2 separate regions of the Homo sapiens genome follow, and region 2 is linked to region 1. The links are chromatin contacts, found by Hi-C or POLR2A ChIA-PET in ENCODE. All regions are on one chromosome and are shown on one strand. Each heading gives the region's core, a stretch centred on a gene start or an enhancer-like site at or near the end of the contact. The rest is flanking DNA. Distances are from core to core; before and after follow the strand shown.

Evidence for each region. A loop is a pair of places that touch in the nucleus more often than their neighbours do. ChIA-PET counts read pairs that join two places held with the same protein, here RNA polymerase II (POLR2A). Pooled maps may share reads with other maps.
Region 2: a map of CD8-positive, alpha-beta T cell shows a loop between it and region 1 (2.9-fold over the local background). The contact joins the promoter of ATP6AP2 here to the enhancer-like site in region 1. A Hi-C loop is called at or near these places in 8 of 168 maps with a recorded cell type or tissue (CD14-positive monocyte, CD4-positive, alpha-beta T cell, CD4-positive, alpha-beta memory T cell and 4 more), 13 of 37 single-sample maps with no recorded cell type and 20 of 50 pooled maps. POLR2A ChIA-PET finds 5 or more read pairs at or near these places in 7 of 52 experiments (CD4-positive, alpha-beta T cell, GM12878, HEK293T and 4 more).

What each region holds. Positions count from the first base shown.
Region 1 is chrX:40,535,981-40,542,250 of GRCh38, forward strand. No RefSeq gene overlaps it. Among named protein-coding and RNA genes, the nearest start is that of ATP6AP2, 42 kb to the right of the region's middle. Within about 2 kb of position 3,706, at least 11 of the 41 ENCODE cell types and tissues checked have a DNase peak (open chromatin) inside an H3K27ac peak, as active enhancers do; they include CD14-positive monocyte and GM12878, where a contact is called at or near this core.
Region 2 is chrX:40,575,881-40,582,493 of GRCh38, forward strand. ATP6AP2 (ATPase H+ transporting accessory protein 2) reads left to right here and starts at 5,090. Exons shown (of 9, transcript NM_005765.3): 1 at 5,090-5,222. The coding sequence starts at 5,186. RefSeq lists enhancers at 4,590-4,739, 4,790-4,999 and a silencer at 5,160-5,469.

The DNA of each region.
Region 1 (6,270 bases), core at 2,456-4,955:
CCTGGGCAACATGTGAAACCCTGTCTCTATTAAAAATACAAAAAAAATTAGCCAGGTATGGTGGTGCATGCTCCTGGTCCCAACTACTCGGGAGGCTAAGGTGAGAGGATTGCTTAAGCCTGGGAGGCAGAGGTTGCAGTGAGCTGAGTTTGAACCACTGCGCCCCCGCCGGGGTGACAGAGCAAGACCCTGTCTCAAAAAAAGGTGGAGGTGGGGGCAGGGGGAGGGAAAAAAAGGAAAAGAAACATTCATGAAAGCTTTATGTGATCTGAAGTATGAAAGTGCTCTTCAGAGCAGCCTCAGGACCAGGAATAGTTAGTAGAGTTGTAGCAGATGTGGTGGGTTTGCTCTCTTGACATCCATCCCCCCACTCTTTCTCTACACTTTCCTCTACTGCAGAGCCTGGAGAGCTAAAATCTGCACTTACCAGACCCTCTTGGAGCTAGGGTTCTGGTTGTGAATTCAAGTCTATCAACTAGATGCTCTTTCAGATGATTTGGAAGGTGGGGCAAGGCGGAGGCCATGTCCCATTGACAAGCATGATTGTAGGGCCAGTGAGTTTCTGCAGCAATCTTCCAGTGTCCAACACTAGCCTAATGAGTGTCAACTGGCAGTTGCAGCAACAGCATGAGTGTCTTCCTGATCCCTAGGTCCCCGCTAAAGCAGCATGCTCTTGAAGTCACCAGTCCCCATAGAGCCTTCTAATTCCCACCTTCCTGATTGAGGTAGAGGTAGAGTCGCTCCCCTAGCAGGCAAGTAGTGTGTGCTGTCACTCTGATAGTCATTATTAGGGGGCCATCCCAAAGCCTCATCTTCCCTTCTATACACCAATTTTGCAAATACTCAGTTGCAACAGACTGAACGTTTTTGTCCCTCAAAATTCTGGTGTTGAAATCCTAGCCCCCAAGATGATTGTATTAGGAGATAGGGCCTTTGAGAGGTAACTAGGTCATGAGGGTGAAACCCTCATGAATGGGATTTGTGCCCCTATAAAAGGGACCCCAGAGGGCTACCTTGCCCTTTCTGCCATGTGAGGACAAAGTGAGAAGACACCATCTATGAACCAGGAAGTGGGCCCTCACCAGACACTGATTCTGCAGGAGCCTTGATCTTGGACTTCCCGGCCTCTGGAAGTGTGAGAAATCAATTTCTATTGTTTATAAGGTAACTTGTTTATGGTGTTTTGTTATAGCAGCCTGAACGGACTAAAACACGATCACCAGAATTAAATCCCTTTCTGCTTAAAATAACTGGAGTGATTTCTTTTCCCTGCACCTGGACCCCGAGTGTTGGTCATATATGATGAGACTCTATTTGCAATTTGATCATTCAATATTGCAGGGTTTTGGGGGCATCTGATAGAGATCGGCATTGCTGACTTTTTCCAGGGCTGTGCTGCACCCCTTACACGGGGCCTCACCCCCCCAGCCGGACTTTACTATCGTTGGGCAATGATCTCTTTCTCTCCTTTCTCTTCCATGACTATTTGAAAATGATTTCCCTCTGCTCAAGCTCCCTATCTCATTGTAGCAGACCCTAGGGCTGTCTGCTCAAGATATACCTCCACCTCTTTTCAGCTAACAGAATCCAGTTTTGTTTGGGTATTAGGCAAAAATCTTTTAACTTCAGGTAATACTCTCTGTGATGGGATTGTGACCCAGTTCTGGCTAATAAGGGGAAGTCTCCTGGGAGTCTCCTGAAGAGAATTTTTCTTCCTTTATAATAAAAAGGAAAAATAAAAAGCAGTGAGGAGAAGTTTTTTCACCACCTGACTGTCCATGGCTTCCTATCCTAAACAGGCACTTGATGCCTAGAGCAGCAGCAGCCATCTTGACACCACGAGTTGGCAAGCATAGGCAGAAATAGCTAAGGACGGCACAGCAAAGTGGCTGACAGAGCTGACGCCTCAATGCAACCAATGAACTGTGGACAAGCCCTGGAACTGTCTACCTCCAGACTTCTTGCTAGCTAAGCAGTAGAGATTTAAGCCACTGTTAGTTGGGTGTTTGGTTACCTGAAGTCAAAATCCCTCCTAAATAATACATCTAACCCATTCCTGATAACTCTCCAGATGCCCTTGCTTTTGACTCTACAAAGAAAATGGAGTCCCTTTCCTGTCCTCCACCCCACCAACACACAAGCTTTCTCCCTTCCCTCTTGTCTCATGGCAAGCCTCTGATCTGTGGTTAATCTCCTTTGCTCTGGATGCCACCTCCTCCATGATGTAGGGACATCAGCCCAGCAGTCAGCTCCTTTCTCTCCCACATCTTCCATCTCAGATTCTCCAGCAGCATCTTCTCAACTGTGGTCTTGAGTCAGCACCCCAGGCTATGTGTACAGGATTGAATGAACATGTCACCTCCTCATCACTGGATAACTGCTTCTAAAGGGCCCCTTTCGAGTGCCCTGGATAAGCCTCTAGGAGATGAAAGAAGCAAGAGTCTAAGGGTTTTGAACTGTCCTCTGTCTCCAGAGTAAGCGGTTGCCGGGACCATGTGTGTTCACTATGGGTGCTCAGGCCACAATCAACGCCTGCCTTCCACTGAGAGGGCTGTGTCCCTTCTGCTTTTTCTCCTCATTTTTATTGAGGGCGTATTTTCTTTATCTTTAAAGCTTTTATAGCTTTGTCTCTCTGCCTCGCTTTAGTACATTCTGTTGTTATGATTTATGCTGCTTTTACTGGCTCTTTACCCTCAGCACATAAACATGTTTAAGTTTTCCACATCTTAAAAAAATAAAATAAAATAAAAAACCCTTCCTTGACCCTGTGTTCTCATCTAGTTTCTGCATTCTCTCCCTCTCTCCCTGCCCCTCTCTCTCTCTGCCCTCTTCATTGTCAGCTCTTTAGAAGTCATCTGAACTCGCAATATTTTCTTCCATCCCACTGATTCCTTAACTCTACCGGCCAACTCACCTCTCCAAGAACCAGAAACTCAGCCCAGCTTTGCTTAGCACAATGAGGGGTTTTATTGGCAGGATGCTGGGAATACCTCAGGGCTGTGGGAAGAGAAGACGGGAAGAGGTGCAGCTGGGCCACCAGGATCCCCTGAGACTCTTTTCTTGTGGCCCCCACACTCTCTCTTCTCCGAGCTTCTCTGTTTGGAGTGATGGCATTCTTTCCTCCATGCGACTCCTAGCTTCTCCAGAGCCTTCTATCTTGTGGCTCCCACCCCCAGGGAAGGTTCAACTTGTTTGCCTTCATTAGTTGCAGTTTGAAAATCCCAGGGAAGGGTTCTGATTGGCCCACTGTGGGTCCGGTGTCTTCTCATGGATCAATCAGCCATGGCCACAGGAGTGAAAGTCGCACAGCAGAGACAAAACCACAGCTGGCTTCCTCCCTACCAGCAGTGCTTCACTGAAACTACTCTCATCCACCTGGGGGCGCCCCACCCACACGGCTCAGGCCTGACCTCTTCGTGTGCCCCTGCTGCTTCCGATTGCTGCTATCTGCGTGAAGCCGTGGAGCGCTACTGCTTGTGTGTACAACAGAGCAGCAGGGCCAACTTCAACTGATGATTCTCAGGTGTATAAATACCGCAGCTTCCTCAACCTCCGAAGTAGGCTAATGCGGTGGGCACAGAGATGAGCCCGCCAGGTTCCCCTCCAAGGAGGTATTCGTTGCCCCAGTTGAGCAGACAGTCTCCATCCAGCTGCCAAGAACCATCTCACCCATAGGCACTTCCTCCCCCCGGGGTAGCCCACAGCCAATGACTAGTCATTTCATCCCACTCCAAGACAGCACTGGCAGGCCAGACGCACTTCAGCGTTCCCCACGATGACTCCAGGCTTCAACAGGCCAGTTTTGCAATTCAACCCTCCCTCTGCCCAACCCCACTTCCTCCTCCTCCTACAGACGTTCCTAATGACAATCTTGCATGCCAAACTCCATTTCAGTTTCTGCCTGTTGAGAACCTAGCCTGTGACAGAACTGAGCTCTGTGTTCCACACTGTCTCTCAGAGGTCCCCCTTGGGACTGAGCGCCAGTTGCCTGCAGTGGGAACTGGCTTGGTGACACTCCCTTTATTGCTGGCTTCTCTCTCCTGTCTCACACCCCCATTCCCAAGCCCATATTCTCTGAATCTCCTAAAATCTAAATCTGTTTGCTCTCAAGCCCTTCTCTTGAGATCTGCTTCTGGAACAACTCAGACTCAGACACCAGGACTTTCTTGCTGTTAAATCCAGATGACCCAAACTTTATCTGCACAGTGTACCACTGTGACCATGAGCGCTTTTTGAAACACTTTCCTCCCTCAACTCCCTGAAACACTTTTCTGCTTCCCCTCTGGCCATTCCTTCTTCCCCTGCCCACTTCCAGGGTTGACAGCCTGGCTTGTTCTTGCAGCCAACACAGCTGAGAAGACCTGTCATTCCTCTGGAGCTGACTGCCACTACACAGGAATGACCCACACTGTCCATTTCCCATCCAGATCTCTCTCTCTATCTCTGTGTTGAACTCTGGACTCATATATCCAACTATCTCCCACCATCTCTGTGTGAATGTCCCACAGACACTTCAAATCATCATGGCAGGACTGAGCTCCTCACCATTTTCCTAAGCCAGCTTCTCCTGCTATACTCCTTTCTGTATTCTCCTACATTCCCCATCTCAGCAAATGGCATCACTGTCCCTAAAGCCAGCTATTCTGAGAGTCACCCAGCCTCCTACAAGTAAGTCTCCCTGATCCCAGGCTGTGCCATCCGCTAGCCACATAACCTTGAATAACTCATGAAACCTCTCTCAGCCTCAGTTTCTGCATCTGTAAAATGGTCTGTTAATAATAGTACCAGGCTGGGCGAGGGGCTCATGCCTATAACTCCAGCACTTTGAGAGGCCAAGGCAGGTGGATCACTTGAAGTTAGGAGTTCGAGACCAGCCTGGCCAACATGGTGAAACCCTGTCTCTATTAAAATACAAAAATTAGCCGGGCATGGTGGCGAGCACCTGCAATCCCAGCTACTCGGGAGGCTGAGGCAAGAGAATCATTTGAACCTAAGAGGTGGAGGTTGCAGTGAGCTAAGATTGTGCCACTGCACTCCAGCCTGGGCAACAAAGCGAGACTCCTTCTCGGAAACATAAAAAATAATAGTACCTACTCGGTAGAGTTGCTCTGAGGTTTAAAAGAAACTATAGGTGTAAAATGCTTAGAAAATGATATGGCACACAGTAAGTGTCTTAGTCCCCTTTGTGCTGCTATAAAAGAATGTCACAGACTGGGTAATTTATGAGGAACAGACATTGATTTCTTGCAGTTCTGGAGGCTGGGACATCCGAGATCAAGGTGCTGGCAGGTTTGGTCTCTGGTCCAAGATGGTGCCATGTTGCTGTGTCTTCCAGAGAGGAGGAATACTGTGTCTTCACATGGCAGAAAGTGGAAAGACAAAAAAGAATGAACTCTGTGGAACTCTGTGTCCTCATGTGGCAGAAGAGCAGAAGAGAGTGAACCCACTCCCACTAACCCTTTTTATAGTGGCATTAATTCACTCACGAAGGCAGAACCCTCATGACCTAAATATTTCACCAAAGGCCCCACCTCCCAACACTCTTGCATAGGGATTAAACTTCTAACAAATGAATTCTGGGGGACACATTCAGACCACAACAGTAAGCATTCAATGATTGGTAGTTTTTCATTATTGTTTCTGCTTTTGTTTATCTTTATCCTTTCTAAGGCTCTCCTCACTTTCTGTCTTGTACCATAGGTATTTACATGCCATCTTTAAATGCTCAACTGGTCTGCAAACTTCTTTCTTTTTCCTTTCTTTTTTCTTTTCTTTTTTTTTCTTTGAGACAGGGTCTCACTCTGCTGTTCAGGCTGGAGTGCAGTGGTGTGATCACGGTTCACTGTAGCCTCGACCTCCCAGGCTCAAGCAATCCTCCTGACTCAGCCTCCTGAGTAGCTGGAACCATAGGAACACATCGCCACACCTGGCTAATTTTTTTTTTTTTAATTTTGTAATAGAGGCAGGGTCTCCCTATGTCGCCCAGGCTGGTCTTGAACTCCTGGGCTCAACTGATCCTCCTCCCTCAGCTTCCCAAAGTGCTGAGATTACAGGTGCAAGCCACCATGCCCAGCCATGTCTGCAAGATTCTTGAAGGAAGAAGGTAGCTTATCTATCTAGCTACCTATCTATTTATCTACCCATTCATCTATCATCTATCTGTCTATCTAGATGTCTATCTGTCTGTGACCACTGTTGCCTTTTACTCCTACTTCCTGGTGGCCATACTCACCCTCAGATCAGGTTGCATTGGAGTGACTGGGGGATTTT
Region 2 (6,613 bases), core at 3,840-6,339, 41 kb after region 1:
TGAACCCGGGAGGCGGAGGTTGCAGTGAGCTGAGATTGCGCCACTGTACTCCAGCCTGGGCAACAGAGCAAGAGTCCGCCTCAAAAAAAAAAAAAAAAAAAAAAGGTACAGACAGGACCGTAGAGGTCATGGAAACGGTGGGAAGCTATCATAAATGGCAAGGTGTGGTCCTTGTAGTCATCCCCAATATATGGTTTATTACAGTGCCCTGTCAGTCTGAAACAAATATTCAGTCTGCTTCGTGTGTACGTTCCAGATGTGGACATGGATACAACAGAGCTTAATGCATTAAATATTTGCTCTGATTGTATACTCACCAAGTCTATTCTGACTAATTCAAAGAGTCCTATGTCACTTGCATTTTTGGAGAGAAAACACTAGCCAGGTTGACATGAATATGCAGACTACTACATACTTATATATCTCACTGTAAATGAACAAACTGCTGTTCGCAACATTAAGATCTTATGAGTTTATTATTTTGGGTTGATGTCACCCAGTTGGATTAACTCTCGGATGCTGATAGAACTGGGATTCTCAGGCTGGAAGGCCAAAGCCTGGCTTTTGCCTCATAGTGAATTCCCACAGGAGATAGCATCTCTACTATCTCTCGGAAGACAGCCATTAGCATGCCAACCACAACACTGGCCTTTCTTTGGAAACTTCCACACTCACTGAAGACATGTTTTGTAAACACAAGATTTTGCAAACATAATTTGAAACCACATACAAATAATTTCTACCAAGTCAAAAAGAAGTGCTCCTTCTCAAGACTCAAAAAAAGCAAACTAGATTTTTAAAACCTTTCTACTGGAAAATACAGCACACAAGTGAACATACAATATCAATGCTCAGAATATGGATAATCACAAAATGAACACTAGTGTGACAACCACCACCACCATTCAGAAATGACCAGCACCCCTAAATACTTCTCCATGTCTCTTTCAGACATATCTTTCTCCCCTCCACCCTGGAGGTAATCACTGTTCTAATTTTTTATGGTAACCATTTCCTTGCTTTTCTTTAAACTTTTGTCATCTATGCTGGATTCTTTAAAAATATAGTTTCTGGGTTTTTTTTTTTTTTTTTTTTTTTTTTGGAGATAGCGTTGCCCTCTGTCACCCAGGCTGGAGTGCAATGATGAGATCTTGACTTACTGCAGTCTCAACCTCCTGGGTTCAAGTGATCCTCCTGTCTCAGCCTCCCCAGTAGCTGGGACTACAGGTATGCGCTACCATGCCTGGCTAATTTTTTTTTCTTTTGAAACAGGGTCTCACTTTGTCGCCCAGGCTAAATTGCAGTGGCACAAGCTTGACTCACTGCAACCTCCGCCTCCCAGGTTCAAGCGATTCTCCCGCCTTGGCCTCCCGAGTAGCTAGGACTACAGGCACGTACCACCATACCTGGCTAATTTTTGTATTTTTTGGTAGTGATGGGGTTTCACCATGTTGACTAGGCTGGTCTTGAACTCCTGACCTCAAGTGATCCACTCGCCTAGGCCTCCCAAACTGCTGGGATTACAGGTGTGAGCCACCGCGCCCAGCCCAGACTTTCCTTGTTTTTGATGACTTCTGAGGAGCAGCAGTCAGATATTTTGTAGAATGCCCCTCTATTGGCATTTATCTGATGTTTTTCTCATGATTACACTGGGGTTATGGGTATGGGGGAGGAAGATCATAGAGGTGAAGTGCCTGCCATTATCATTGTATCACATCAAGGGCACACACTGTCAACATGACCGATCACTGTTGGTGTTGACCTTGATCACATCGCCTAGATAGTATTTGTTGGGTTTTTGCACTGCAAAGCTGCTCTCCCCTCCCCCACACCTTTCCATAGTGTATATAGTACCTTTTGAAGAACATAAATTCTTAATTTTAACTGCATGGTCTGGGAGAGGGGCATGATCTTCGCCTCCACAGGGCTCCTGGATGGGATGTCTCATTTGCAGGGATCAGCTCATGTTATCGCGCTCACTCCGGGATCACTCAGAACTCACTGCTGGACTTAATTGGGGGACGAGGGCGAGACTTAAGGAAGCAAATGGAATTATGTATTCTTTCAAATCTTGCATCTGGACCTCTAGTTTTGAAACTCAAGAGCCAAGAATTTGACATTTGTTTTCAGGTTCTCCTGAGAGTCCTCCCCTCAGGGCAACGGATGGCTGCAGTCTTGCCTATTTGGCCTGTGGGGAGGGTGGAGAAAGGCTTCTTTTAGGCTAACAAATGGGGTCATAACTTCAAATATTGTATTACCCTGCTACACACATATCCATCTCTAAATGCTTCAGTGGAAAAGTTAACCGCACATCACCAGTTGTTTACTGAGCGCTAAAGATTGAATCAGCAGGGCTGCATTCACGAAGCAGAACTGCTGACGATTCAGAATATGACCTTGAGTACATATGCCCTTCCCTAGGCTTCAATCTCTCAATCTATGAAACAAGGAGAGGGCTTCCGACAATGTTTATCTTGCTAAATTCCAAGGTTGTAGAGAACAACAATGCCCCTTTGCAACCTCAGGTGAAAAGGGCCCTTAGGTGTAAAGAATACACTATTCGCTGTTAGCTCAAAAGGGGATGTTATTTCTCAAGACATAAATGGATTGTGAAAGATTGTGAGGTTTTCTGGGGGAATGGGGGGGTGGGGACTTATTTTATATTCCAGTCTATTTACAAATTTTTTCATCTTCCTCAAATTCAAAGAAATAAGAATGTACTAGAAGTCTTAAGAACAGAAACATTCACTCCTTTCCCTGTTTCCTTAAGCTGGATGAAATGGCAGGAGGTCTGCTCCACTTTTAGCTGATTATGTCCCTAAATAAGGTTTAGATAAGTTCTTGCAGGGCCTGTGATTCAAAACCTGTTCTAAGACATGCAGGGAGATGGACAAAGAATTTTAGTTGGTGTGAAAAGATTGTGAATTTATCATGCTTAAAAATGAATTTTTAAAAATGATTAATTTTTTTCCGCCGGGAGCAGTGGCTCACGCCTGTAATCTCAGCACTTTGGGAGGCTTTAGTGGGTGGATCGCCTGAGGTCAGGAGTTCGAGACCAGCCTGGCCAACATGGTGAAACCCCGTCTCTACTAAAAATACAAAAATTAGCCGGGCGTGGTGGTTGGCGCCTGTAATCCCAACTACTTGGGAAGCTGAGGCAGGAGAATTGCTTGAACTCGGGAGTTGGAGGTTGCAGTGAGCTGAGATCGCACCACTGCACTCCAGCCTGGGCAACAAGAGGGAAACTTCGTCTCAACAACAACAAAAAAAGTGATTAATTTTTTTCGAGTCAGTCACATTAGAGTGGATGTTTTGGAGGGGTGCTTTAGACATTTTGGTTCTAATAATTTCACATGCCTGATGGAAAAATCTCTCTTCTCCCTTTCAGAGTTCTCTAAAGTCCCATTTGTACAAATTCTCCTCTAGAGGAAAAGCAAGTTTGAGAGTTTCCTGTTTCTTGACGTTAGGTGAGGAAATCGACTCTGTTCCCTAAATTTGAGAGTGGCTTTGGTAAGCATAGTGTGTTCTAGAAAGTTCAAACTATTTAGTGAGTGTTTCTCTTTTTTTGCTTTCTTTATTTTCTAATAATAAAAAGACAGGGCCTCACTATGTTATCCAGGCTGGTTTTCAACTCCTGGTGTCAAAGGATCTTCCCACCTCGGCCTCTCAAAGCGCTGGGATTACAGGTGTGAGCCACCACACCTGGCCTCGAGAGTGTCTTTCTGATTCAGTTTTCAGTTGGGCAAGGTTTTCCTAGGGTGGGTCTGCTACCTGGGGAACTCCTGGGGTCACTGTTTTTAACTCGCTCTCATTTTTTCATCCTCAGGAAACTCCAAGAAGAAAATGGGACTGGAAACTGAAGAAACAGTAAGGCATTCCCCCCCTCCCCCCCGCCAATAAGTCTGTCTTACATTTGTGCAGTAAATCATGCTCAAACGCCTTCAATGGCTTAGTGTAGGTCTCTTATGTACAATTTAAAATCCTCAATAAATGTGCCTAACTGAAAGTTTTAGCTCTGTGCCTCCTCTCTCATATAATCTCTTATTTGATTACTGATGCTTAACCTGACGGGGCTTTCTCCCCACCTTAACTACAGTTTTCACTGGAACAATCTCCCCATCTCCTATCCTTGGATATGAAATCATTTCCACCTTTCAAGGTCATCAGCTGGGGCGTCATTTTCTACCTACAGACGCTATAGTGTGTCCCTTCTTGCCTCACATCATAGGCAAAAGACTATGAACTGCGGGAGGGGAGGAGCCTGGTCTAATTACTATGTCTAGCCTTCATACATCCTCATAGAACACCTTGCCCAGATTGGAAACTGAGTGAATGGACAAATTAAGTAATTAATTAACTTTCTGTCCCATGACTCCTTGTAGATTGGAAAGTCTTTGGAGGTAGAGTTGCCAGACTTAGCGAATCAAAATATAGGATACCCAGTTATATTTGAATTTCAGATAACCAGTAATACTTCTTTTAATACAAGTATGTCCCATAAATTAATTGCGACATAATAACAAATAATCGTTGTTTACATGAAATTCAAATTTAACTGGGCGCCCTGTATTTTATCTGGCACCACTATGTGGAAGGCAGGGGTTCCCCGTTGCGCCTGGCTTCTTCCCAGTAGGTGCTCGGCGTCTGTATACTTGTTAGAGCGAAACCCCAACCAGCCCCGCCTTTCACAGCTGGCGTCCGTAGCCGGGCGGAGGCACACGACCAGGAAAGACAGACACCCTGGTTGGAGACCGTCGCTCGAGACTGGCAGAAAGATCTGCACTCGGGAGGCACCCTCACCCCGTGGGCTCCGGGACCCCTCGACTAGCTCCATCACCCATTCCGACTACCCGCCCTACGCTCCACCTCTTGACCCGTCATCACCGACCGGGGGGCGGGACTGCCCGACTTTTCAATCGCTGCCTACCATTGGTAGAACTCTCCATCCGTTACTTTAAGTCCCGCCTATCAGGCTGTCGCTTCCCAGGTTACGTCCCTTCCGTAGGCCGCGGCGTAACTGGTGATTGGTGGAGAAAGCGGCAGCTGTCCCAGCGGAAGCGACGAAGGGACGGGACCCGGGAGCCTGGACGAGTCCGAGCGCGTCACCTCCTCACGCTGCGGCTGTCGCCCGTGTCCCGCCGGCCCGTTCCGTGTCGCCCCGCAGTGCTGCGGCCGCCGCGGCACCATGGCTGTGTTTGTCGTGCTCCTGGCGTTGGTGGCGGGTGAGGAGCCGGGGGCCGGCAGGACGTGCCTGGGGAGGTCCTGCGCCGCGGGGCTTGGGGGTCGGGGGCGGCCGCGGGCGAGTAGCTGCGAGGCAGGTGCCGCAGTGCGGTCCGTCAGCGGCGGCCTCGCCTCAGCCGCGTCCCCGTCAGCATCTTCTCTGGATCGGCCGTGGCGGCGCGGCCTCACGGGCCGCCGGGGCCGGGGCTGGGCTGCGTAGGGGGCCCCTGAGCCTGCCTCCACCCTCCACTTTGAGGGCGGCGCGTCCGGCCGGCTTCTTGCGCCTGAAAAGGCCCTTCAGAGTACGGAGATGCATTTCTCAGTGAACTGGGATTGAGTCGCAGCCCGCTGCGAAGAAGAGAAGGCAGACTTTTTAGCTGCCACTGGCTGCCACGATGTTTTTGCATTTGTATGGTGCCTTCATTTCTAGTGGTTGTCATCAGTAATTGCTGAAATCCCTGCCCCTCCCTTCCCTTATGTATATTTCCGGATGCAAAAGTTGAGATGGAGTCATTATTTTTATATGACTTATATTTCTTAAGGCGAATACAAAGCACCTCTCAATAGTTTGTCAGAGTTCCAAATTTTAAGGATTTGGAAACAGGATGTGAGTCGCATTTTTAGGGTCACATGTCAATAAATGGTAGCTTTCTGAGTAGAACCTAGATTCCTAAGCATTCAGCAAGAGGTGAAGAAATCAGCTAATACGTGGCCTCTTACTGCATATCATGTGGTAATGTATTTCATTTGACAGCAGTCCTTAGAGGGCATCATCTTTGTTTTGCAGGGTGATCAACCTAAATAAATTACCCAACACTAAACAGGTTGGGTGCTGGATTTGATTTCAGATGAGGTGGTGCCAGCGCATCGGCCTTTTCCATTATATATGTTGTGTTGCACAAGTAACGCTATTACTGTGTGAGAATGTGGGAGTGATGGGGACTGAGACTGGAGGCACAGACAGTAGTGAACAAGAGGCCAAGTTGAGAACGGCTTGGAGGAATGGGTGCTCTGATCTCAGTGTGTCAGTTTAAAACCTATGGGAGGCCGGGCGCGGTGGTTCACGCCTGTAATCCCGGCACTTTGGGAGGCCGAAGCAGGCAGATCACCTGAGGTCAGGAGTTTGAGACCAGCCTGGCCAACAAGGCAAAACGCCATCTCTACTGCAAATATAAAAATTAGCCGGGTGTGTTGGGGCACACCTGTAATCCCAGCTACTCAGGAGGCTGAGGTACGAGAATCGCTTGAGCCCGGGAGGCGGAGGTTGCAGTGAGCCGAGATCGCGCCATTGCACTCCAGCCTGGGCGATAGAGCCAGACCTTGTCTCAGAAGCAAAAACAAACATACAAACAAACCAAAAACCTATGTGAGGTGTTGGGAGGTCCTGCTTGTG